Regions from separate parts of the Homo sapiens genome. Here region 2 is linked to region 1. The links are chromatin loops, found by intact Hi-C in ENCODE. Cell type or tissue: chondrocyte. All regions are shown on one strand. Links, peaks and the distances in the headings refer to the core of each region. The heading gives the core; the rest is flanking DNA. Region 1 overlaps FARP1 (FERM, ARH/RhoGEF and pleckstrin domain protein 1). Region 2 has its middle 53 kb from the start of DOCK9-DT.

Region 1 (16,122 bases), core at 3,117-11,116:
TGTTGCGTGACCCAAGATGCCGCATGGGCATCAGCCCAGCCCTGGCCACCACCAGGACCTTCTGGGAACCTGGAGCCTTGCATTTTCTTGTTCCTTTCTGCCACTGGGGGAGGAGGATGGATGGCTGGAGCTGCCTGCCTGGCCTGGAATGCCCTTTCTCCCCGTCTGCGGGGTCCCCCACATCCTGCAGCCCCTCACGGACCTACTGTCAGTGTCCATGTCTCCCACTGGACCCTCCCTGAGCAACTGGAGGGCAGGGACATCAGACCATTTGATCCCAGCTCCCAGCACAGAAGCTTAGTGCCAGGGGCACCCAGAGAGATGGAATGAGGCAGACTCGGAGGTCTGTATTTTTTATTGTGGTAAAATAGCTATACCACAATATTGGCCAACTTAACGATTTTTACGGGAACAATTCAGTGGCATTAAGTGCCTTTACAAGGTGGTGCAACTGCTTTGAGTCTCTGCTGGTGATGTCACTTTGGCAAAGGGACGAAATGAGCCACCAGTGCGTCAGGCCTGCTCAGAGTTGTTTGGAGGTAGCATGGACACAGGTGCCTGTCCCTGCCCCCTAGCTGGGCTGCAGCGCATCCTAACAATGCTCCAGGGGCTGGGCCGGCCCTGAGCCTGGAGGTGGGCAGGGCTGCAACTGCCTCCTGGGCCACTAGAGGGCATGTGGGAGCCACTCACATGCACCCCAGGCCCCACTTCCTGGGTAGGGTGCCTGGCCCCTCAAAACGAGTGCTGCTCTGAGCTTGTTGGGATGGATCTTTCCCTCCTTCAGCTTCCGCCTGCTGGCAATGCATGGGGTCCTGCGCCCCCATTTCTGCCTCGGTGTCACAGGGCACACCCCTCTCCCCTCAAGGTGGCTCTTCTCCTCAGGACACCACTCCCGTTGGATTTAGGGCCCACCCTACCCCAGTGTGATCTCGTCTTCACTAGTTACCCTGCAACGAGCCTATTTCCAAATAAGCCTGTGTTCTAAGGTACTGGTAGTCAGGACCTCAACGTGTCTTTTGGGGGGACACAGGGACCCCAAGATGCCCCACAGCAAGTGACAAGGGGAAGTGATGAGATCAGGGTCCCAGGACCTGCCAAGTCTCCCCACACACGGGGGAGCGGGGGTGGGGCCCACATCCTTCAGTCACGGACATGCCCCAGCCCAGGGCCCTGGTGCAGGGAGAGCTGCTCTCTGTGCCCTCCTGGGGCAGGTGCCCGCTGTGCTTCTCACAGGCCTCCTTGCCTTTCAGAATCAGTTGTCTGGAAACCTGCTGAGGAAATTCAAAAACAGCAACGGGTGGCAGAAGCTGTGGGTGGTGTTCACAAACTTCTGCCTGTTCTTCTACAAATCACACCAGGTAAGTGTCTCGCACAGGGCAGGTGGCCCTGGGACCTTGGGGGTGGCAGCATGAGGTGAGGGGGCCGCCCTCCTCTGGAATGACTCAGGCCTCTTGGGCTCCAGGTGTCACGGGGATGACAGGGATGCTGGCGGGGGGCCCTGTCCACCCGAGGCCCTCAACTCTAGGGAAGACTGACATTATCATCCACTGAAGGACAACTTCTGCCCTAGGAAGGGCCACCTGTCTTCTGCCTGGACAAGGGACGGGGGTTGGCTTTATCTACAGCTCAGTCCTGGCGGGACTTGCCACCCGGGCCATCACGTACAGGCAAACACTGGCTGCCATGGTCCCTTCCAGGCCCACGCCCGAGGAGGGAGCTGCCTGGGCTCCCAAGTCCCTGTCTGATGCGGGGCAGCAGCCAGGCCCAGCAGCAGAAGCTGACCCCGAAAAGCCACTTTGCTTTGTTTCCCCTTTCCAGGACAATCATCCCCTTGCCAGCCTGCCTCTGCTCGGCTACTCGCTCACCATCCCCTCTGAGTCCGAGAACATCCAGAAAGACTACGTGTTCAAGCTGCACTTCAAGTCCCACGTCTACTACTTCAGGGCGGAAAGCGAGTACACGTTCGAAAGGTAGACACCCCCTTCCCACGCACAGGGCCCTGCAGAAGAGGACCCCCTCTTCCAAACATCAGGATTTCTCCCAAGTCAGCGAGTGAGATGGCCCCACCCTTCCCTGCCAACTAAGCGTTTAGACCTGGGGTCCCACTGCCCGACACCAGCAGGCGATTCTGTTCTCATGGCAGAAAGTGGGGTCCCAACTTCCCTGCGCCCTTACCCTGCACGGTGTTGGCTGAGGCCCTAGACATCTTGCTTGGAGATCTCTGACATAACGTGTCCGGGATGATGAAGCTAAGCCCCAGTGAGACTGCCTACATGGTGTAATGGCAGGGACTGCAGACTTCATTTAGCCAAGAAAGAAATGCAACAGTCAGGCCTAAGACTGTTCCTGCAATTCATATTTTGAATAGAGATCCTGGGCCTCTGCAAATTGCATCCCCAAGCCGACTACTTGTGCAGTTTGCCCTGCTGAGCCCTCCTCGCCCCGGGAGGCAGAAGGGGAGGGGTCCTCAGCAATATGCTGAGCACCTCCTAAACAACATCACCTGAAAAAGGAACCTAGAGGAGAGCCATTCTCAAATCTGATCCTGGACTGAGCTCGAGAGCTGGGTTGAGAGCTGGGTTGATCAAAGTTGGGATTTTGCTATTATTGTGACAAAGGGTCCAGCCTTGCAGTCCAGATCCTGAAAGGCCTGGGACAAGGCCAGGTAATTTGGGGAGTCCGTCCTGCATTGTGCAGGATGTTCAGCGGCATCCCTGGCCACCCACTAGATGCCCGCAGCAACCCCTCAGTTGGGACATCTAAAAATGTCTCCAGACTTTACCAAATGGGACAGCATTGCACCCATTTGAGAAGCACCGGTAGAGAGCAAATACACAAATATATAAAAAGGGAGATTTGGGCGTGGTGGTGCAAGCCTGTAGTCCCATCTCCTGGGAGGCCAAGGCTGGAGGATCGATTGAGCCCAGGAGGTAGCTACAGTGGGCGATAACTGCACCACTGAACTCCAGTATGAGTGACAGAGCCAGACCCTGTCTCAAAAAAAAAAGAAAAAGAAAAAAGGAAGGGAGAGCTTCCACTAAGCAGGATGGGACACGTCCCGCCATTCTCTGCCATGTCCATGAAAATAGGAGGTAGCGTTCTCCCCAGCAACCAGAGGCCACCTCGCTCCTAACTGCTCCAATGGAGCGGGCAGTGTCACTGCAGCAAGGTACTTCCAGCTCCACACTGAGTGAGTGCCCAGGCCAGTGGGTCTCCACTGTACCTCAGGAACGCCTGGGTGCTGGCTGTTCCCTTGCTCTTCTGCTGAAGTGGCAGATTACCAACCAGGCGGCCTGACTTCACCTTGTGTTTCTGTAAGCGATGCCCACCAAAGTGTCAGGAGTCCGTCCAAACAAAAGGTTGACTAACTGGCGTTCCCGTGTTGCAGGTGGATGGAAGTGATCCGCAGTGCCACCAGCTCTGCCTCGCGACCCCACGTGTTGAGTCACAAAGAGTCTCTTGTGTATTGATGGCCGGACACACTCGTTTCCGCAGTGGCTGCTTTCCTGGAAGACGTTTCCTTTCTTCTGTATTAATGAAGCCTGGTAAAATTAACACCTGTCTGAAAATCAAAAACATGGCTTCCCAGCAGCTCTCCTGTCTCCACAGCCGCGTTTTTTAACCCCGACCTCTCAGCGTCTGAATGAACAGCGCTCCCACCTCCAGTCCTGGCATCCGCTGGGGGCGCTGTTCTTTAGCTAGTGCCAGTATTAAAACATTGTCATTACGAGAGTGCCAAATGACATCTTCCCTCCACCCTGCCCCTGAAAAACAGTACACACACATCCGTTCAACACAAGACAGGGCAAGTGTTTTTCTTCCTAAAAAAAGTTCTTTCTTTTATTATTTTCACCTATTGGCTGCTGCATTTTACGAAGTGGACTTCCCGGTGTTTGTTTGTTTGTTTGCAATACACTCAGTGCAGCCTTAAGCAAATGAGATCATTTTCAGATTTCATTTTTTTTTTCAGTCTTTCTACTTTTGTAATAATAGGAAGTTAGTAGGACTCACTTCTCTGATTAATAAGCAATTTGCAGCACACAGCGTTCCACTGCGGGGTTTCACGCTCACCTGAAAACACCTGTTCCCAACCTACTTCTTGGTGCAAGTTGACCAAATCGTTTTAAGTGGTAACTCTTTCCAACCGTAGCAGGGTTGTTTTCTGTTAAGCAAAGCCGAGATCCAGTGCAATACCTGGACTGTCACCGTCCTGTGAGTGGTGTACACAATGGGAAGATAATAAGCCGTGGTGTTTTGCTGTCTGTCTGTGTCACAAGCATGAAAACCCGTGTGTCATTGATCAGCACCATTTGTGGTATGTTCCGTGATGAGCGTTTAGTGAGCCTGCTGGCTGCAGAGCACTATGAAATCATGGTACGTAGTCCCCGGCACCTGTCGTTATTCCTATATCCTCCTGCAACTGTGGTTTGAAACTGCGCATTCTCTAGTAGTATATATCGTGCCTGTCTTCAAAAACATTTCCCTTTTTATACTCATTCCCCCCAGGCATGGGGTAGTGTCAGTCGGACTGCACAGGGAACACGGTTTCCAGTGGCTTTGGCCCCTACTCGGGAAACGTCTGCCTGTTCTCGATGGTGATGGGGTGGCTGCCATTCCCTTGGTTTTCCTAAGCCCTTTCTAACGAGAGTCTCAAACAAGCGGAGGCGAGGGCCAATTCAACCCCATTCTTTCCAGCGCCCCGCACCATAGCACCTGCCCACCTGAGAACCAGGAACGCACCCTCTCTGTGGAGCTCTGACTGGTGTAGCTGGAAACAAACAGCAACTTGCAAACGGACGAAGAGCCTGCCGTGTGTTAATCATTTGCCTTACAAGATGTACCAGACGGTTTCCAGTACTAACAAAGGGAATAAAAATACCTCACGCCACAATCCAGCATATTGATGTTTTAAGGCAAAACAACCAACTTTGTCTGTAGTCTTCATTTTCTGTGTGGGGGGGGAGGGGGGAAGGGGACACTCCAGCAAGGGTTTCTAAAGCCCCAGTGTTCAGAGTGACACAGGGAGGGCCTGCCCCCCACTGTTCCCTATGCTCCCCCCACCTCCAGGCAGGGGCAGAGCAAACAAACAGCTCCGGGCCACACAGCAGCATCAGGCTCCCTCCAGAAGTCACCACTCACTCATTCCTGGAGACTTGGGGACAAGGCAGTCTCCTCAGCTATTTATTTCTGAATGATTGATTGATTCCAAACTACTTGCTGGACACTGGTGGTTCTGACCTGTGACCAGCACCTCTGCTTCCTGTGTGCCCTCAAGAAAATACTAGTGTGGGTAACAGTCCATCTGAGTGGAGTTTGAGACACACTACACATGAGACACACAATGATGCAGATACTCGTTTTCTTGAGCTTTATTGGCCCCTGCATGATACAGTCCCTGTGCTTAAGAACATGCCCTATTAGGTCACTCTGCCTTTGCTGACACATTTTATAGCAGAAATACACAAGCTGTTTTTAAAGGAGGGAAATATAAAAAATGTTTATAAACTGACAGTGTTTTGCCAGAGGAAAGGTACAAAATGCTACATACAGAACCAAACCAGCCACTTCACAAGAGCAATGCAGGGATAAAACTATTGGATAAGGAAGGCAGATGCACTTCCAAGAAAATCAGAACCCAGCAAGAAGTGGCCAGTGCACCCCAAACCACACTGGTGTCCACCTCATTGGCAGCAGCCAGCCAGGACACAGCTCAAAAACGCAGGAGCTACCAGCCACCCAGTCCACGGCCCTCGTCTCCCAGAGGCTGAGTACCTCCCCAGGCTGCAGGCTCTGGGCAGCTGAGCCAGGAGCAGCTCAGGGCTGGCACTGAGAGGCTACTGGTGACAGTAAACCCGTCTCAAAGGCTGGGCCTGGCTACAGACCAGCAGCAGTTGACGCTGAGGCAGGTTCCAGTGGTAGCCCTGGTGCCTGGGCTCTCTCTTAATGCAGGCCTGGAAGTGGCGACACAAAAGCCAGCTTCCTTGGCTAAGATGCCCTTAAAAACATTGGGGCTGATTTTGTGCGTCTACAGAAAGTAACAGCCCAGGAGAGAATGTACACAGAGGCGAGCTTTCTAACTCCATCAAACCCCACCTCCCCCGACAGGAAATGCTGCCAGTCAACTCTAAAAGAACCACTTGTTGCTCTACGGGGGAAGGGGCTGAGTATGATTTGTCTGGCGACTGCAGAGACTCCCCGTTCATACCAGTATTCATTAGAACCCAGTCCCTCGAGCGGCTCACCCACTGTTACTAGCATGAGACTGGCTTCAGTGCTAAAAACTGTGATGTCATTGTCCATTTGTAAATCTGAAGAACTCTGTAAATCAGAAAAGCTGCTGTCCGCCCTGGCTCACTTAAAAATCAGGTAACGGCACACCCTGGGGAACACAGACTCAATCTGTGTGATTCGCAAGGACAAAACTCATCTTTGACTTATGCCGCCGGCCTCACGTAAGGAAACAGTTCCCCACACAGAATACTCCCTGGAAACACAAAATGAAATCTTCTCCAATTTTATTATTCAACATAACATTCTTGTATGGAGTAATGAGTACAATAAGAATTAGCAACTCAGTTCTATTTCCCCAACCAAAATATATCCCTTATACAAATTAAGAGTTCAACCCAAATCCACTTCTAATAAAATACCTCAATTTTAGAGCTTAAAAACCAGACTGCACTAGCAAACCGACACAATAACCCACTCAAGCATCTGTAGCTCAGGGCTCTGTCCCCTCCCTATAGCTTAGAGGCCACTAGACCAGCAGATAGCTGAGCTACATCCCCAAGCTCACCCACTAACTTCCTTGCTTCCAAAAATCCTGTCTTAACTCCACAAGAACTGGCACACCCACGGGAGATGTCAATCATCAGCTTCAACAAACATAAAAGAATGCTTCATGTACCAGTCAACAGCTGCTGCACGAACCCTCCCACTCCAGAAACCCAGAGATTTTCCCCCTCGCCAAGCAAGGTCCCACAGCAAACCAAGAAAAACAGACACACTGGCTGCCTGCCTAGCAAGCATAGGCCCCTTCCAGAGAAGCAAAATAACTCTTAAGGTCCCCGGCAACCGCTACAGCAATCGCACAGATCAGCAACCTCCAACTGCATCATCTCGGTGAGCAAGTGCGCAAGCAGTCCAGGGCGCTGACCTGGGCACTCGGCAGCTCCAGGCCTGGGGACTTCTCCCTGGAGTCTTCCAAAGTGTCTCATCACACACACACAGCCACGAGTACACACGCACGGCCACACATACACAGCAGGTGCCCTGTCCTCTGAAGAGTCACATTTCAAGGAGTATGCAAAATAAGCGTGTTATAAAATTTATTTGTGTAAGCATTCAGACATTTTTAGGTGGGAAAGATGATATGCAGAATCCACTACAAGGTGCAACAGAAAATCGTATTGGAAAGGACGGTACATCTGGCGCAGACCAGCAGTGGCACGATTCCAAACAAATGTCAGACGAGAGCGCTTCATGGGGAGAAACTGAAAATTATAATTTAAAGCTTCATGAGGCAAGATATGTTCCAATTTAAAACACTAAGAAATAGTACCATCGATGAAAAAGGAAATCAACCTCTAGGTGTACCAAAAGGGGCGTAGGGCAAACGGGGAAAATTTGCATTTGTTGAGGTACAAATAGGAGTGTTCTGTAAGAGAGGGGCATTAATTATTAATGACAAACCCTGCAAATACAAAATAAAACCCAAATCACTGGTCACAGAATTCAAAATGTACATGTAATAAAGGCAAGGCAATAGACTCAAGTTATGGCCTGTCGAATATTTACTCCACTGACGTTATCTACAGAAGCACTTGGCCAGTTTGTACACAGTGATTCCTTATGCACGCCGAAAGGGTTTCCGTAAAAATGACATTATATACAAATCTGTACACCCATCCACCAGAGCGATTCTCCAGCTCCCAGAGGGAGTTATCAACTTAAAGCAGGATACCTGAGGTTTCATGTCTTTAGTTGCCTTATCATAATCCCAAATATACATTTCAGGGTTTGTTTTTGTTTTTAAAGACACTTTCCTGGAATATGTGCACTATGGTTAAAATTAAAAACAAAAGTAATAAAATAAAATAAAATGATCGCTGGAAGGAGCTGACCCTCCCCACCCATCTGAGAGACTTCATCTGGCTGCAGCACAGTGAAGACTGTGTGTGTCCCTGGACGGGCGCCTGGCGCTGGGGTGGCTCCCAGTGGCGCACCTCTTCGGTGGAGTCAGCGAAGGCTCTCGTTGACTTTTAAAAAAGGAGGAGGATGAAGAAGGAAAAAAGGAAAAACAAAACCCCAAATGCCAAAGGAATTTCAGTGGGATGAAGTTCCTCCACCACTTAGAGAGTATCTAGGGAAAAAGAGAGAGAGAGAAGTCAACACATGTCATTTCTCATCCCTGTGCAAAAATTCATATAGTAACCAAAATCTTAGTTTTCATAAGAAATTCCAAGTCATACAAAAATAAGTGGAGCAAATATCAATGTGTAAGTCTAATTTTAAAAGAATGCATATAAAGACTGAGAAGATCATGATTCTTACACAAAAACTCCAGAGCATGTCACCAAAAACCAAGAATGGGTTCAGCCTCCCTGGAGAGATGTGAATAAAACGGGAAATCATATCCCTTTTACTTACGATCAATTGTCAAAAAGTGAACATTGATCCATACATGATGACACAGTAAGATTCCAGGGATGCATATGCATTCCCGATGTGAGGGCAGGAAACCCATTTTGGCCATAAAAATAGTGATGCAGTCCAAGAATCTATTTCCTAGAACTGCTTCCGAAATATGGTCCAAAGCAGGAACAACGTGTCTGCACAAAGATGTCTCTCGGGATTTTCGTAATTACACTAATTTGGAAACAACTCTGATGCCCAACAGTACAGAATCAGTTAAGTAAATTATACAAACTGAAATAACAGACTAAAAATGGTAATTATCTGTATTTACATATATATATTAAAGCAATATTAAAAATATGTACAAGTTTAAAAGTACATACAAAATTACAGATTGGGCATCCCTTATCTGAAATGCTTCTGGCTTTGGATCTGGGAATATCCGCATTATACTTACCAGTGTGCAGCCCCAAATCCGAAATCTGACATGCCCCAGAGAGCAGTTCCTTTGAGCCCCATGCTGGCGCTCAAAAGTTTCAGATTGGGGATTTGGGATATTCAGCCTGTATATGTGCACTATATAAGTATATTTACATGAACAACTTCTGTATCCTAAATTAAGTACTATAGAAATTCTAAAAAATCTTCTTTGCACTATAAGGTAGATAAGAGAATTCAGTAAGTTTATGACCTGGTATGACAACAGAAGGCAATGCACCCAAAGATGCTGATGAGATTTGGGCTACAGTGGTGGGATCATGGGTAATTTCTGTGTCTTCCAAAAATTCTACAAGATTGTCTTCAGAAGACAACAAAGGGTGAGAACGGGGTCCCCTCATGACCACAATTCCCTCAACCATTTTACAACAGACTCCAAATCACAGGTCCAGGAGAGATGGCTGAGGATGTCTTTGACCAGGCTTATCTCAAACGTTCCAATCTAGAGCTCCTCTTTTCAGGCATTTGAAATACTTGGCATCTCTCCCAGAGAACAAATGGTTACATAAGGTCCTCCCAAAAGCACACATTAGCCACGGAGCCTAAGACTCAACTATCAAGAAATACAAATGACTAAATCACGGGATGAGTTGATGTCACACAAAAGAATCCAAACATTAATTCCAGCTGAGACAGAAAGGCTCTGAAAATGCTTCAGAGGAGAGGCGGCTCTCATTTTTCCTACAGCCATCCACTGAAACAACATGTTTGGAGCAAAACTGGCAGGAAGTCTAAGCCATGGCCACCGTGGTTTTGGCAGCCATCGGGGTGAACGCTCAGTGGGAGCTTCAGGAGCAGGGAAGGAAGAAGTGGGTACCACAGCCAAGCCTGCAGAGAGATGATAAGCACCTCAAGAGGCAGCTCATCTGAGGACAGAGGAGGAAAGAGGGCACTCCTCATCACAGACAAAGGAAAGAGAGCACCAACTTGGCTTCCCCCATGCATCACTGCAAAGTAAAGTTTTAAACACAACACAGACATCAGGTAGCTACAGACCCGCCCGAGGGTAAATAGGGTCAACCCCAGCCACGATGCCCAGTGAGCACGTAAAATGTGCTGCGTCTGAATGGAGATGTGCTAAGTGTAAAACACACACCAACTCCAAAGACGGTCCCTCCAAAAATGTAAAATACCTTATTGATGATTGTTGTTATTAATGTTGAAATAATACTTTGGATCTGGCAGGTTAAAAAATGTATTGTTGAAACTAATTTCACTTCTTTTTGCTTTTTAAAAATATGGCTACTAGAAAATGTAAAATTCTCTTTTTGTTTGGTTTTTAGAGACAGGTTCTCACTCTGTTGCCCAGCCTGGAGTGCAAACGTGATCACAGCCATAGCCGCGAACTCCTCAGCTCGAACAATTCTGCAGCCTCAGCCTCCCAAGTAGCTAGGGCCACAGGTACAAGCCACCATGCCTAGCTAAATTTTTTTTTTTTGGTAGAGACAGGGTCTTGCTATTTTGCCCAGGCTGGTCTCAAACTCTTGGCCTCAAGCGATCCTCCTGCCTGGGCCTCCCAAAGCATTGGGATTACAGGCATGAGCCACCACATCCAGCAGAAAACATAAAATTCTGTGTGTGGCCCACGCTGTACTTCTACTGGCCAGCACTGGTACAGATCAACTTGCCTTAACAACTAAAAGAAGAGGAACAGAGAGATAGGGGCCTGGGAATGGGAAACGTGGATCAGTTCAACACATACAAGCCACACACTCTGTGCCCTGGAGCTGCCCTGGGGAAATCAAGTCACGTATATAAACAAACAGTTCATAACAATTTCAGGCAATTCTGGACAGTGTGGAAAGTATTGGTTTTAAAAGTAATACTACAAAAGCAGAGAGCAAAATGCCCAACAAGACAGTAACAATCCTACCCGTTTCTGGTTTTGTTCTATTTGTTTTATTATAAAGCTCTTTCTAATGGGAAATAAATGCCTCTAGAATGAGGTATGTGATGCTAAGTTTGAGAAATCAAAAAGTTTGTGTTCAGGCAAAAGATGGGTGACTTTTTAATTCTATTTTCCTTTATTCCTATATTGTTTTTAGTATCAAAGGAGGGAGGGATCGTCCTTCAATTGCCTCAAAATTGAAGGCAGCCAAGTAGATCATTTTTATTTTCTAGCAACTTAAAAAGTTGAAATGTCTTACTAAGAAACCCGAGTTCAGAAGCATAAACGTGAAGTATCAGAACTGTGGTTTTCTCCTGCTGTCCCCACGTAGAGGGGCTCTTCACAGGACAGTAGGCAGCCCCTTCAATCACTTCCAAATAGCAAAAGGGACCTCACGTGTGCAAAACTTCTTTATGTACTGTCAGGTGGGACGCAGTCTCAGGAAAGACCCAGAAATCCCCCTCATGATCACAGAGTCTCAGCCAGCTTTGGGAGGTGTCAGCCTGGACACCTGAAGATGAACTGTCAAGGCAGCAGCACGCCTGGTCCTCCTGGGGGTGTGGAGGACAGCCCAGTGACAAATCACCCTCAGGTCACACAGAGCGGCTTCCCAGCACACATCCACTGCCTCCAAACGCCTGCACTTGTGCCAGATGGCAGTCAGGAGGGGCTTGGTTCCCATGGATACTCCTACAACAAGTTGGGAGGGGGCAGGGAGGGCAAAACTGTCACCCCACTGAGTCCTCACCCATAGTGCATTCAACAGGTGGGGCCACTGGGCAGGGACAAAAGCTCCCTACAGGCTGGCACAGATGAACCCCTACCAAGGAGGCTTCCAGACATGACACACACAGCTAACACAGGGAACACACCTGCGCCCGCTCCCGCTGAGTTGACCACACCAAAGCTGCTGTCATTTCTCACACTTGACTTTAAAGCCGAAAACCAGATAGATAGTTACACACATCTGGCTAAGAACGATCATTCTCTGGCCAATAATTAAGCTGCATAATTAAGAGGAAACAGGTATTTCACCACCACCCTGTATTTATGTGGCAAAAGCTACAAATGCACTAAGTCCTGTGGGCTTTCCAGTAGTTTCCAGATTCAGATCCTTCATTCACATTGATTTCTAGAATTCAGAACAAAGTCTCCTCTAATTCAACTCTGTCTACCCTGAGGCCTGCAAGATAACAGGAACAGACAGGCCAAGAATCAAGTACCAAACTCATCAACTAAGTCCCAGCCCAAGTGCAGGTCTCTCCTTCCCCAGCCCAGAGGGGCCCTGGGTAGTTACCTCTGGAGCCGCTGCACGAGCTGGGCCACCATGGTGTCGGAGATGCCAGGGCACGCCTCCTCCGCTAGGTAGATGGCCCCTCGCAGCTCTTCAATGGACCCCAAGTTCCCTCCGCACGCCTGGCTCTTCTCCTTCAACTGAAAACACACGAACAGGAAGAATGGCATGAAGCACACCAGCTGCAAAACTGGGAAGCATGCTGTTCAAGGAACAACACGGCGTGTGGACCACGACACTACCCCAGCCCCAGGGTGTCCGGGAAAAGCTTTGGCTAGGGCTCCAGGCCACTTCAAATTGCTTTTTTTTTTTTTTTTTTTTGTGAGACGGAGTCTGGCTTTGTTGCTCAGGCTGGAGTACAGTGGCGTGATCTCAGCTCACTGCAACCTCCGCCTCCTGGGTTCCAGCGATTCTCCTGCCTCAGCCTCCCGAGTAGCTGGGATTACAGGCCCCTGCCTCCATGCCCAGCTAGTTTTTGTATTTTTAATAGAGACAGGATTTCACCATGTTGGCCAGGCTGGTCTTGAACTCCTGACCTCAAGTGATCCGCCCGCCTCGGCCTCTCAAAGTGTTGGGATTACAGGCGTGAGCCACTGTGCCCGGCCCGGGTTCCTTTTGAAGAAAGGTGATTCAAATGCTCTGAGAGCAGTTATGTATACACAGGGCAATCATCAGACCATAATCATTACTGTTCGAGGCCAGAACAGAGACGACTAGCTCTCTGTGTGCCTTTCCCAAGTCTCACCGTGATGGACTGTCCTCTCTGTGCTGTTTTCCTATTTCAACCATAACCTTGTACCAGAAAAGCAATTTCAAAGCCTATCCTAAGTTATTCTGATCTCAACACTGCTTACTTCCTAATGTTAATGGGTTGGTTCTTAAACTCCAGCAAACTGCCTTTGTGATCCAGAGTAGAGTCAAAATATTTGATTTCATGTAAATAAGTGGCAGCCTTAAATTCTGGGAATCTCCAGTGTTCTTCCTGGCACCTCTACTCCCAAGAGAAATCACAACAGTGCCTTCAGACACTTCCCTCAGTTGAAGGTCAACTCCAAGTCTCTCTCTGGAGGCCCAAAAACGTGAACTGTGAAAATAAGAGCTGTTCAAGTCAAGATACAGCATGGCTCAGAACTCAACAGAAGAGGCTCTTTGTGATGGACACCGCCTCCTCTTCAGGGAAGAAAGAAACATCTCAGGCGACATTCAGCTTGGTTTTCAGGTTGTTGAACACATGCTGTCATTTCCAAACCCAGCCCTGCCCTAAGAGCAACGGCTTCTCTCTTCGCTACTGAAGGGGCAGGCAGGAACTAGAAGGGTCTGACCTTGGAGGGCCAGTGGGTGTAGAGAGCATTTGTTCCTGAAGTTCTTGCTGTCACAGGGCCACGCCGCCGGCCCCGAGGCGGCCACTCGTGTTTGTCTAGGACTCCCAATCACTTGACAGTATTTACAAGTCCCGAGAGGGTCAGCTACAATCCAGCACTCTCCCTCCTGCCCATGCCCCGCCCCTAAGTCTCAAAGAAGGAGCAAAGGCGGCAGAAGGGCCGCCCTGGGAGAGGGCCTGTCCCCTTGCCGTGTGGAACGTGCTGGACCCATCACTGACTTCAGGGAGCAACCTGACCTGTGCTCCCTGAAGGAAAGCAGGGACGCCAACACCCGTCTCCTCAATGTCCTCATCTGTAAGCATGGGGATATAATCCTTCTACTGGGCTTCTACAAGTATTGTATGAAATAATACACAATAAACACTCTGAACTCTAGGGTAGCAAATATCATTCTTAAAAATACATTGGGAAAGATGCCTGTGAGTTTAGCAATTGGTTACCTGGAAAATCCAGGATATGACGGCGTTTAGGATATGTCCTGAATAATTATGTCAAAGTTGCTTCATGGGCCCAGTAAAAAAATAAACAGCCTCAGGAGAATGAAAAAGTCCATGCACTTTCCCTAACTGCCTGACTGACCCTATTCCAGCGGCCAATGGCAGGGCCGCAGGAGCACAGCCTGGAAATCCCACGGGGCCAACTCCCATGGGACAAAATGAAGCGCAGGATGGCGCTCAACCCGGACATCCTAGTTAGGAAGAACACAGGTGCCCAGAACCATGAGCCAGGGCTGAAGCCAGACATCATCCAGCAGGGCCTCCGCGTGCCCTGTGGCTTCCCCGACACCAGCGGGCTCGGCTACTTCCCACTTGAAGCTGCAGGTGAGGCCTCGGGCTCTGGCCACAGCCCTGCTCCCACCGGGCCCTGAACTTGCCAGGTCAGAGGCCCTCAGACAAACCCTCCAGGGCACCTGCTGGGCAGGGCAACAGGTGAAGGCTTATTGGAGGGCTGGGAAGAGGCACTGGCAGGACCGTGGCTGGCCAGGCACGGCCCATGGCCGGGGGTCCCCCGCTGCGTGACGCAGGCACAGGGGAGGAGAATGAGCTCCTATGACACTTCCTCTCCTGAGCACCTCCCCTTCAAGGACCAGGACCCCTAAACACAGCCGCAGTGGAAAACTGCCCAAAGAGGGAAGATCCCCACGCAAACAGATGCGTGTGTGGCCCACAGTGAGTACCTCAAAGGCAGCCTCAGCCAGGAAGGGGCACAACAAGAAAAGAGGGGACTTCCAACTTATTTTCAAATCCGCTACTAACCAGATGCAGAACAATCTTCATTCTTATAAAGCCTACTTTTGAAAATCTCTCAAAACACGGCCACGGGAGCACTTTCCTCTGGGAGGGAGAGGCTGAGCAGGGAGTGGGCGTGGGGAGGCCCAGCTGGGAGCACAGCACTGCTGAGCAGAGGAGGGACTTCAGTGAAACATGTGGCTCAGGGGAAACCGGAGGACTCCAGGGCATCCAACGTCTCCTTAGAAGAAAGAATCTACTTTTCACATGGCCAGAAATTGGTCTGAGGCAAAGAGAGCAGGCTGTACACAATGAGATTTGCTAAAAAGCAGGGCAACGGGTGACACAGGGTCTCGGGCTGGGTCACTGTCATCCAGTCTACACATTCCAGGCTGCGGCGGAGTGGGCATCACCCAGGACAGGGGAGGCGCAAGGTGGTGCTGACAGCCTTTGGGAAGGCACCATGCAGGCTTTCCGAGCCTTTGCCAGCTTGTCTTAATGTCCCCAACTCTTAACTGGCAACATCACCACTGAAGTGTGTCCAGCTTCTCCTTCCCCCTCCCCTCCCACTCCGAAAAGGCCAGCCAGGTACCTACCTCTGCAAACAGAGGAGAAATAATTGTAGATAAACACTGAGAGAAAGGCCTCTTCGGGATGTCTTTCATCTTGGGGGAGAGGGAAAAAAAGGTCATCAGAAACAGTTGACGTTCACATTGGCAATAATTTAATAAACCTCCCACCTGGACTATGGAAGCGCAGGAGTTGCCTCTACACTTCACGCTGAGGAAACACCCTCTGCGCACCATAACATCTGAAGGAGACTATCGGCTGCCTCTCACTAGACTTCAAAGTTTCATCTGCAGTGACATGCAAAACCCACGCACCGGGGAAACCAGCATCTGGGTTCCATGTGGAAGGGGACTCTGTGTGGGCACAGGCGGTGAACTGCCTCGTCTTGCTATCTACGCAGAAGTGCTTTACTGGTTGGGCGTGGTGGCTCATGCCTGTCATTCCAACACTTTGGGAAGCCGAAGCAGGAGGATCACTTGAGCCCAAGAGTTCGAGACCAGCTTGGGCAACATAGTGAGACCATGTTTCTATTAAAAAAAAAAAAAGTTTTAAATAAACTGGGCGTGATGTCACATGCCTGCAATCCCAGTTACTCAGGAGGCTGAGGTGGGAGGATCACTTGAG
Region 2 (8,000 bases), core at 1-8,000, 580 kb after region 1:
ATGAAAACACATGTCCACACAAAGACTTGTATACAAATGTTCACAGCAGCATTATTCATGACAGCCAAAAACTGAAAACAAACCAAATGTCTATCAACTGGTAAATGGATAAACAAAATGTGGTTTATCCAGACAACAGAATGGAATACACTATTTGGCAATAAAAAGGAATGAAGTACTGATACATGCTACAAGCACAGATACATCTCAAAAGGGACCAGATGCAAAGGCTACCTACTGAGTGATTCCATTTATATAAAATGTTCAGAAAAGGCAAATCTGTAGACAGATTAGTGGTTGCCTGGAGTTGGGGGTACAGAGAAACTGCTAATGGGCATGAGACTTCTTTCAAGAGTAATTGAAATGTTCTGAAATTAGATAATGGTGAGGATTGCACAAATGTGCAAATTTACTAAAACTTGTTGAATTGTACATTAAAATTCAGAGTGCTGTAAAATAAAAGACTAGGAAAAATATTTCAAGAAAATCTAGTGTCACAGGCATATGAAATAAATCATAAGAAACCACAATGCACTGACATACAAAAATGGAACATTTGTTTCTGTACATATATAATTGCATGTAATAAATACAGCAAGCCTAAGAACCAAACCATGTTAGCAAATGATTAAAGAACAGGTTTCAAATGCTTAAGGACAGGTTTGGTAAGAGACATTAAAGAAATGTCTAGCTTAAGGGAAAGATGGTTTCACTGCTTCAAAACAGAACAGATGGGATAGTACCAGCATTCAAATCTAGCTAACATCATTAAAGAGAAAGATAACATTTTTAAGTTGAGAAAATTCTCTCTTGTGAAGAAACAGCCTTTTTCTGCTTTAGGAATGCCTCTTAATAGTGACATTGCCAAGGAAGACAGACTAATGATGCCTCATTATAAAACCACAAAGCCTAATTGACCACTGGCATCAAATACAACCAAATACATCATGTACATCACTGAAATTGTGCTTGACTTTGAAAACGAATGTGACTTTGAACTCAGGTATCATTACAATGTACAAGTAAGGGAACTCTGAAGACAGAACCACTCCCCACACTAATGTTACCATTCAAAAACATGCAAATTCTTTCTTTTTAATGACTGACTCAGATTTTGAATTCATTTGTTGATTGCTAGATGATGATAAATGTTCATGCTTGCTACAGAGTTTAACAGGAAAAGAACTAATCTTTAGCCCAAAGTTCAATGCATTCATATTTTAAGAAGATTTTTCTCCAAAAACTCATGTAAATTATCTCAAAAAAAAAATTAACAACATAGACTTTATAATAAATATCTTACTTTCTGTAATTGATGTTTTTTTTAAAAAAAAGTATCCTTATCACTTTTTAAAATTAATTTCTGGTGCTTTTATAGCATAAAATTATTTTCTGCAATAGAATCGCAATTTGTAACATTGTGCCAAGGAAATGTCTATGAATTTAAAAGAGATCACTTCAAATGTTATCCAGGAACTAATTAAGCCATGAGACGTGGGTCACCTGAACACTCTTCCATTACAGATGAAGGCTCAGAGAAATAAGCTAACTTGACCAAAGTCACCCAGCTGGTATCTGAAATATGAGCCAGGGCTCTCTGGCTCCAAAGTCCCTGCTCCTTCCAGCATGCCACATTAAATCCTGTTAACAATAATGAGGATAATATAAGAAGGAATTAAAAATCATAAAGTATTTACACACATAAGATTCTGAGGAACATGAACTTACAGTTCTTTATGTAGTTACATTGGTTCCTTAATATAGATGTGGTCCTCTATTTGAGAAACCTAAAGCTAAGCTAGGTCTTTTTCATCAACTGAAAGGGGCAGTATAAAACCACAGAGCCAAAGAGCATCGATGAAAATGTTCAGTAAGGGGTCAGGTGTCACTACTATCCCAGGCCCCCTAGCAAAACTTATAAAACAGCAAAGGTGGTTCACACATAGCCAATGTAAAGCTTTTGTTTTCAGGCTTGCTTCATGTTCCACCTTCTTCCATGGAAGATGAGGAATTATTCCTAATGTTCCTGATGAGAACCAGAGTAAATTCAAGGGCTGATGTCACAGCAGCCTGCTTAGGGCATTCCAAAACACACCTCTAAAGAGAGGGAGAGATTTGATTCCTCCAACTTCCACAAATGAACACACACAAGGACACTTCTGGGAAGATATGCTTCTTGATTTCATAATAGCCAGTACCTGGGTTAAATATATTATGTAACCAAAGAAACATCCTGATGATTCAAATTTCCTGGGGAGAACTAATGATAACCCATCAGAGTCATCAATGTGGGTCACTGGAGGTCACCAGGAGATCAAGGTACATTTTAATGCTAAGTGGCTTCAGTCCAAGGAGTGCCAATGAGATTATACACTGTTAAAACTGATTCCAGGCTGGGTGCGGTGGCTCACGCCTGTAATCCTAGCACTTTGGGAGGCCTAGGCAGGCCGATTGTCTAAGCTCAGGAGTTCGAAACCAGCCTGGGCAACATAGTGAAACCCTGTCTCTACTAAAAATACAAAAAAAAAATTAGCCAGAAGTGGCGGCGTGTGCCTGTAGTCCCAGCATCTTGGGAGGCAGAGGCAGGCGAATTGCTTGAACCCAGTAGGTGGAGGCTGCAGTGAGCTGAGATCACACCACTGCACTCCACACTTCAGCCTGGGCAACAGAGTGAGACACCATCTCAAAAAAAAAAAAAAACCTGATTCCAAAATTCATTCAAATATACGCACCCCTAAAACCCCTCTTTGGGAAAGATAAGGCTGAGGCTAGGTCCTCTTCCTCAACTGAAAGGGGAAGTACTATAAATTTATTAATTTATATGACATAAATTTATTAATTTACATGACATAAATTTATTAATTTACATGACATAAATTTATTAATTTATATGACAAATTAAAACAGAGTTGGTGTTTTGTAGCTTTCCACTTGAAATACAAAATCTGTATAGTTTAAAAGGAATACTTGAAGAGTCTGTTTCCAAATATCACAAACTCTTGTATTTGGCAAACAACAAGAATGTCAACCTATGTGAAAGTCTTTAATTTAGCAGATGTGTATTTAATTAAAAATTAACAGAAATCAGGAGTAGTGAGGTTACACATTCCCATAGTTCAAAGCTACCTAAAAATGGAAGTTTTAATTTCACTTCATTAAACACTTAGGAGCAGATTCCAGTAGTCTAAGTAAGACATCATTGGCTTTTAGGAACAAATGTGTCAACAACTGTTAAAGAATAGTTCCTTGTTATGAAACCTTAAAATTCTAGGACATATGATGTTTTAAGACATCTGAGTACAGGTAGCAGATTTAAACATACATAGCCACCTTCCTATCTATCAGTTGAGAACTAAAAACTAAAAAGCATTTTGATAACATGTCTAATTTCTTATATAGCATATCATTCAGGCAGGACCAGTAGTAGAGAAGGCAAAAAACAAATATTCCACCTTAGTTCTAAAACAGAAAATCTGAATATGAAAGACAGATAAGATTACAAGATATGGGCTGCTCTGGAAGGATCAACCAGGACCAATAAGTAAAAACTCTAATAACCAGTGTTGCCCTAAAATAGGATAAACCATTTGTGAGGGAATGAAACTACTGCCCCAAGGAGGGGTTCATGCATGAGCGGGAATGCCCGTGGGTGACGGAAGTATCACAAAGGCAAATGAACTAATGCCGTCAACAAACCCTCCAGTCTTCAGTGGGATGGATTTTCCATGTTGTAGACACTGTCAGCGAGTGCAGTTTCAAGTCAGGCAAAATGGAAGCTCGTGCATCTTTGATCGCGCAGGTGGTCTAAAGGGATGGCACAGAGGCCCAATATACCTAACCTGTAGAAGGCACATCTCACATCTCACCTATTGCAACAGTGATAAAAGTGAGGACACTGAGGCTTAAAGACGGTTAAAGACCAAAGTCACAGAGAACTAAAGTGTCTGAACTAGGACTTCTACTCTCACATCCCCAGACTTCAGATTAGAATTCTTTCTACTCTACCATGATGGTTTTCTGTCAGGTCCCAGAAGAACCTCAAATGCTCCCTACATATAGATGTGCTGAGTAAATAAAAGTTTTATATTTAGAGAGGAAAAAATAGAGATCAAAATGCCTGGCCAACTTCAGGGGGTCTGTGACATGGCTCTGATATGAACACCATGTCTTTTCTTCCAACTTCTAATCATGAAATATATTCAAACCAGCTGCTCCATCTAGTGGATTAATGGAAGATCCTCAGGATGAGAGAAAAGCACATTTTTAATACTGTTCAGCTCACACAACCCTAAAGCATTCATCTGCTATCCCATACCTCATATCCAAAATAGCAACACTAGAAAAGAGATTATGAAGATTACAAGCTTTCAGGAGTCAAGGATGAATTCATTCCAACTGGTTAAAACCATATTCCAAATTTGCTTCCTCCCTCATTTCCCCAGTTTCCCCCAACATAAGTACAGAGTCGGCAAAGCAGGTCACATCACAAGTCACTGAGGTAACAGCTCTCCAGTAGCACACCCAAGAGGTGTAACTCCAAACTGAAGCTGAAGCTCCCAGAGATTCCACAGCCCCTTGATATACTGTGTTTACTAATCATCTTAAGCCTAAGACCTTCTTTCCAAAGAGAACAATATGTGGTGGGAAAAACCCAGGCTCAGAAGTCAGCCAAAATTCCTGGTTCTGTCAGTTTCTGACTGTTGTAACCTTGAGTCAATCATTAAACTTCTGCCTCAGCTCCTCATCTGCAAAACATGGATAATGGCACACCCCTCAGGGGTGCCATGAGGATGGAGAGGTGACAAAAAGAATGCACCTAACACATTCCTGAAACACCGCAGCACTCAACGAACAGCAGAGACAGATAGGTGGACCTGAGTAGGCTCCAATTTAAGGGCCCTTTATCTGTTTTCCTTAATCTTCAAATTTCTATTTTAAAAAGGTAACAAAAATGGTGAGCAGAGTTGTTAGAAGACATAGAGATGCGTAATAATAAGGAACAGTGAAGGAACTGTGATTCGGTGTGGCCAGAACACAGGCAGTAAAGGTGGATGCCAGGAGTTGAGGTGAAACAGACAGGCAGTTCCTTGTAAGCCATATGGATGCATTTGGATGTCATCCAGCAATCAATGTGGAACCACCGGATTATCTTCCCATTACCCCAATCTGTCATATTCTAACACTGCTCCAAAACTTTCACAGTCACCTACTTCCTAAAGAATGAAGTGGAACAGTCTTAACAAGGTGGGTTTCTGAATCTGTGTTTCTGTCTTCTGTCTCAGCTTCCCATTTGGTATGTCAACTTTCATGTGCAGGTTTGCTCAAGACACGTGCTTTAAGATGCAGAAGAAAGATCAAATTCAATAACATTAATTATGAAACTTAAGTTGTGTCACAACTCTCAATCTCTCAAATTTGAATGAGCAGATTTAATATTAGTAAACATTCTGAACTCCAATCAAATGTAATGCAACACAAAACATGAATGAACACTATCAGAGACTGATGAATACCTCCCTCACCCCAACATCTATCCTTCCCTTTTGATATAGTAATAGCAGTGCTGGTGGGCCTCTGGCTACCCAGCCAAAAACTACATTTCTCAGTCTCTCTTGCACTGAAGTGTGTCTACTGGATTGGGTTCCAGTTAATGGGATGGTTAAAGTTAAAGCTAATGGGACGTGTTAAGTGATACGTGCAATTTTAAAGTCATGCACTTAAATGGGAAGGAGTACACCATTCCCATACCATCTCCCTTTTCTGCTACAAGGAAGTACTATGTGGAAAATGGCAGAGCAACAAGATAGAAGGAGCCTGGGACCCCAAAATGGTAGAGTCATCAATCAACCCTGAACTGTTTACACTTGGACTAAGAGTAAACCTAACTTCCATCCTTTATAAGGCATTGTTTTTTGATCTTTGTTAAAGTATATCCTAACTGTGATGCTTTCTTTTATGTGTCAACTTGGCTAGGCCACAGTACCCAGATATTTGGTCAAATACATGTGGATACTTCTGCGAAGGTAATTTTTAGATGAGATTAACATTAAATCAATAGACTGAGTAAAACAGATTGCCCTCCATAATCTGGGAGGGCCTCATCCAAGCAGTTGAAGACCTTAAGAAAAGGACCGACCTTTCCTGTGGAAGAAGAAATTCGGACAACAGACTCACTTTGAACTCCAATTGCAACATCAGCTCTTCTCTGGGTCTCCAGCTTGTCAGCCTTCCAAGCCTGCCTGCCTGCCTACCCTAGCCTCGCAATTTTGGACTTTTAAGCCTCCATGATCGTTTAAGCCAATTCCTTAAAATAGAAAGAAACATATGGATACATGGATGTATAATACATACACACATACACATCTTATTGATTCTGTTTCACTAGAGAACCCTATTATACTGTTACAAACGGAATATTTGTGCTCCCTACCCCACCAAATTCTTATGTTGAAACCCTAATCCCAACATGATGGTATTTGGAGGTGGGAACTTTGGGAGGCAATTAAGTCATGAAGGTGAAGTCCTCATGAATGGGTAGGTTTAGTGCTCGTATAAAGAAGAGGCCAGAGAGCTTGCTAGCTCTCTGTCTGCTATGTGAGAATACAATAGAAGTCATCCTTCTTTAACATGGAAGAGGGTCCTCATCAGAACCCAACCATGCTGGCACCATGATCTCGAACTTCTGGCCTCCAGAACTGTGAGAAACAAATCATTGTAGTTAGTAAGCCACCTGGTTGTTGGTTTTTTGTTTTGTTTTGTTTTTGAGACAGAGTCTTGCTCTGTCACCAGGCTGGAGTCCAGTGGAGTGATCTTGGCTCACTGCAACCTCCGATTCCCTGATTCAAGTGATTCTCCTGCCTCAGCCTCCCGTAGCTGGGATTACAGGCACACACCACCATGCCCAGCTAATTTTTGTATTTTTAGTAGAGACGGGATTTCACCATGTTGGCCAGGATAGTCTCGATCTTCTGACCTCGTGATCCGCCCACCTCGGCCTCCCAAAGTGCTGGGATTACAGGTGTGATCCACTGTGCCCGGCCAATGGGATTTTTTTTATAGCAGCTGGAGCTAAGACACTAACACCGAAACAACTAAGACATCTGAAAACAAACATTTTGTCCATTCAGCAAATATTTGGACCTAGTGTGTGCCAAGCATAGTATAGGCTCTGCAAATATAATTGAGAATAAGATACAGTTTCTGCCCTCATAGAGCTCAGACTCTGATGGATTTTTTATGACTTTGGACTACAGTATTTTTTAAAAAGACAACAACATGAATGTACTTCATGCCATTGATCTCTACTCTTAAAAGTGGTTAAAATAGTAAATTTTATTATGTGTATTTCATTACAATAAAAAATTGCAAAAAGAGAAAAAAATTATTCAAAAGAAACAAAATTTAATTCAGTGATTTAAGGTTTTCAAATCACATACCTGATTAAAGATTTGTATCCAGATATATAAAGAACTTTCAAATCTCAATAAGAAAACCAATTAAAAAATACAAAAAAGATTGGAACAAACATTTCGCCAAAAAAAATACACAGAAAGCAATACATTAAAGATGCTCAAAATTATTACTAATCAGGGATATTAAATTTAAAACTGAATGAGATACTCCTACCTACTTATTAAATGACTACAATTAAAGACTGGCCATACAAAGTGTTGGCAAGGATGTGGAGCAAATAAACTCTCATACTCTGCCGGTGGAAATATAAAACGATATAACTACCTTGGAAAATAATCTTGCAGTTTTGTAAAAAGTATACATTTACCAGCTATACAACCCAAACATTCCACTGCTATTATAGATATTTACCCAAGAGAAATTAAAACACATATCCATATAAAAATTTGTACACAAATATTCATGGCAACTTTATTGGTAATAACCAAAAACTGGAATAAACTCAAATTTCCATCAACAAACTAACTGACTGATAAATTACAGTATATATCCACATAATCAAATTAATTCATCAGTATAAAGAAATG

Evidence for each region. Peaks named below come from ENCODE experiments on the same cell type or tissue, not always from the same donor. Only the 100,000 strongest peaks of a DNase experiment are listed, where the experiment ranks them.
Region 2: a loop joins it to region 1, with 2.7 times the contacts of the local background. A loop is called at or near these places in 2 of 110 quality-filtered maps.

Annotation. Positions count from the first base shown.
Region 1 is chr13:98,444,848-98,460,969 of GRCh38, forward strand. FARP1 (FERM, ARH/RhoGEF and pleckstrin domain protein 1) reads left to right here. Exons shown (of 27, transcript NM_005766.4): 25 at 1,251-1,358; 26 at 1,819-1,970; 27 at 3,389-10,329. The coding sequence ends at 3,470. STK24 (serine/threonine kinase 24) reads right to left here. Exons shown (of 11, transcript NM_001032296.4): 9 at 15,525-15,593; 10 at 12,321-12,457; 11 at 338-8,362. The coding sequence ends at 8,326. Among named protein-coding and RNA genes, the nearest start is that of FARP1-AS1, 17 kb to the left of the region's middle. RefSeq lists enhancers at 393-442, 1,213-1,262 and silencers at 988-1,282, 13,588-13,882. In chondrocyte, for the core only: CTCF peaks have their summits at 3,664 and 3,865; DNase peaks (open chromatin) are centred at 7,114 and 8,194.
Region 2 is chr13:99,029,798-99,037,797 of GRCh38, forward strand. It overlaps a transcript of DOCK9 not described here. Among named protein-coding and RNA genes, the nearest start is that of DOCK9-DT, 53 kb to the right of the region's middle. In chondrocyte, for the core only: CTCF peaks have their summits at 4,219 (motif pointing left) and 4,421; no DNase peak of the experiment used is centred there.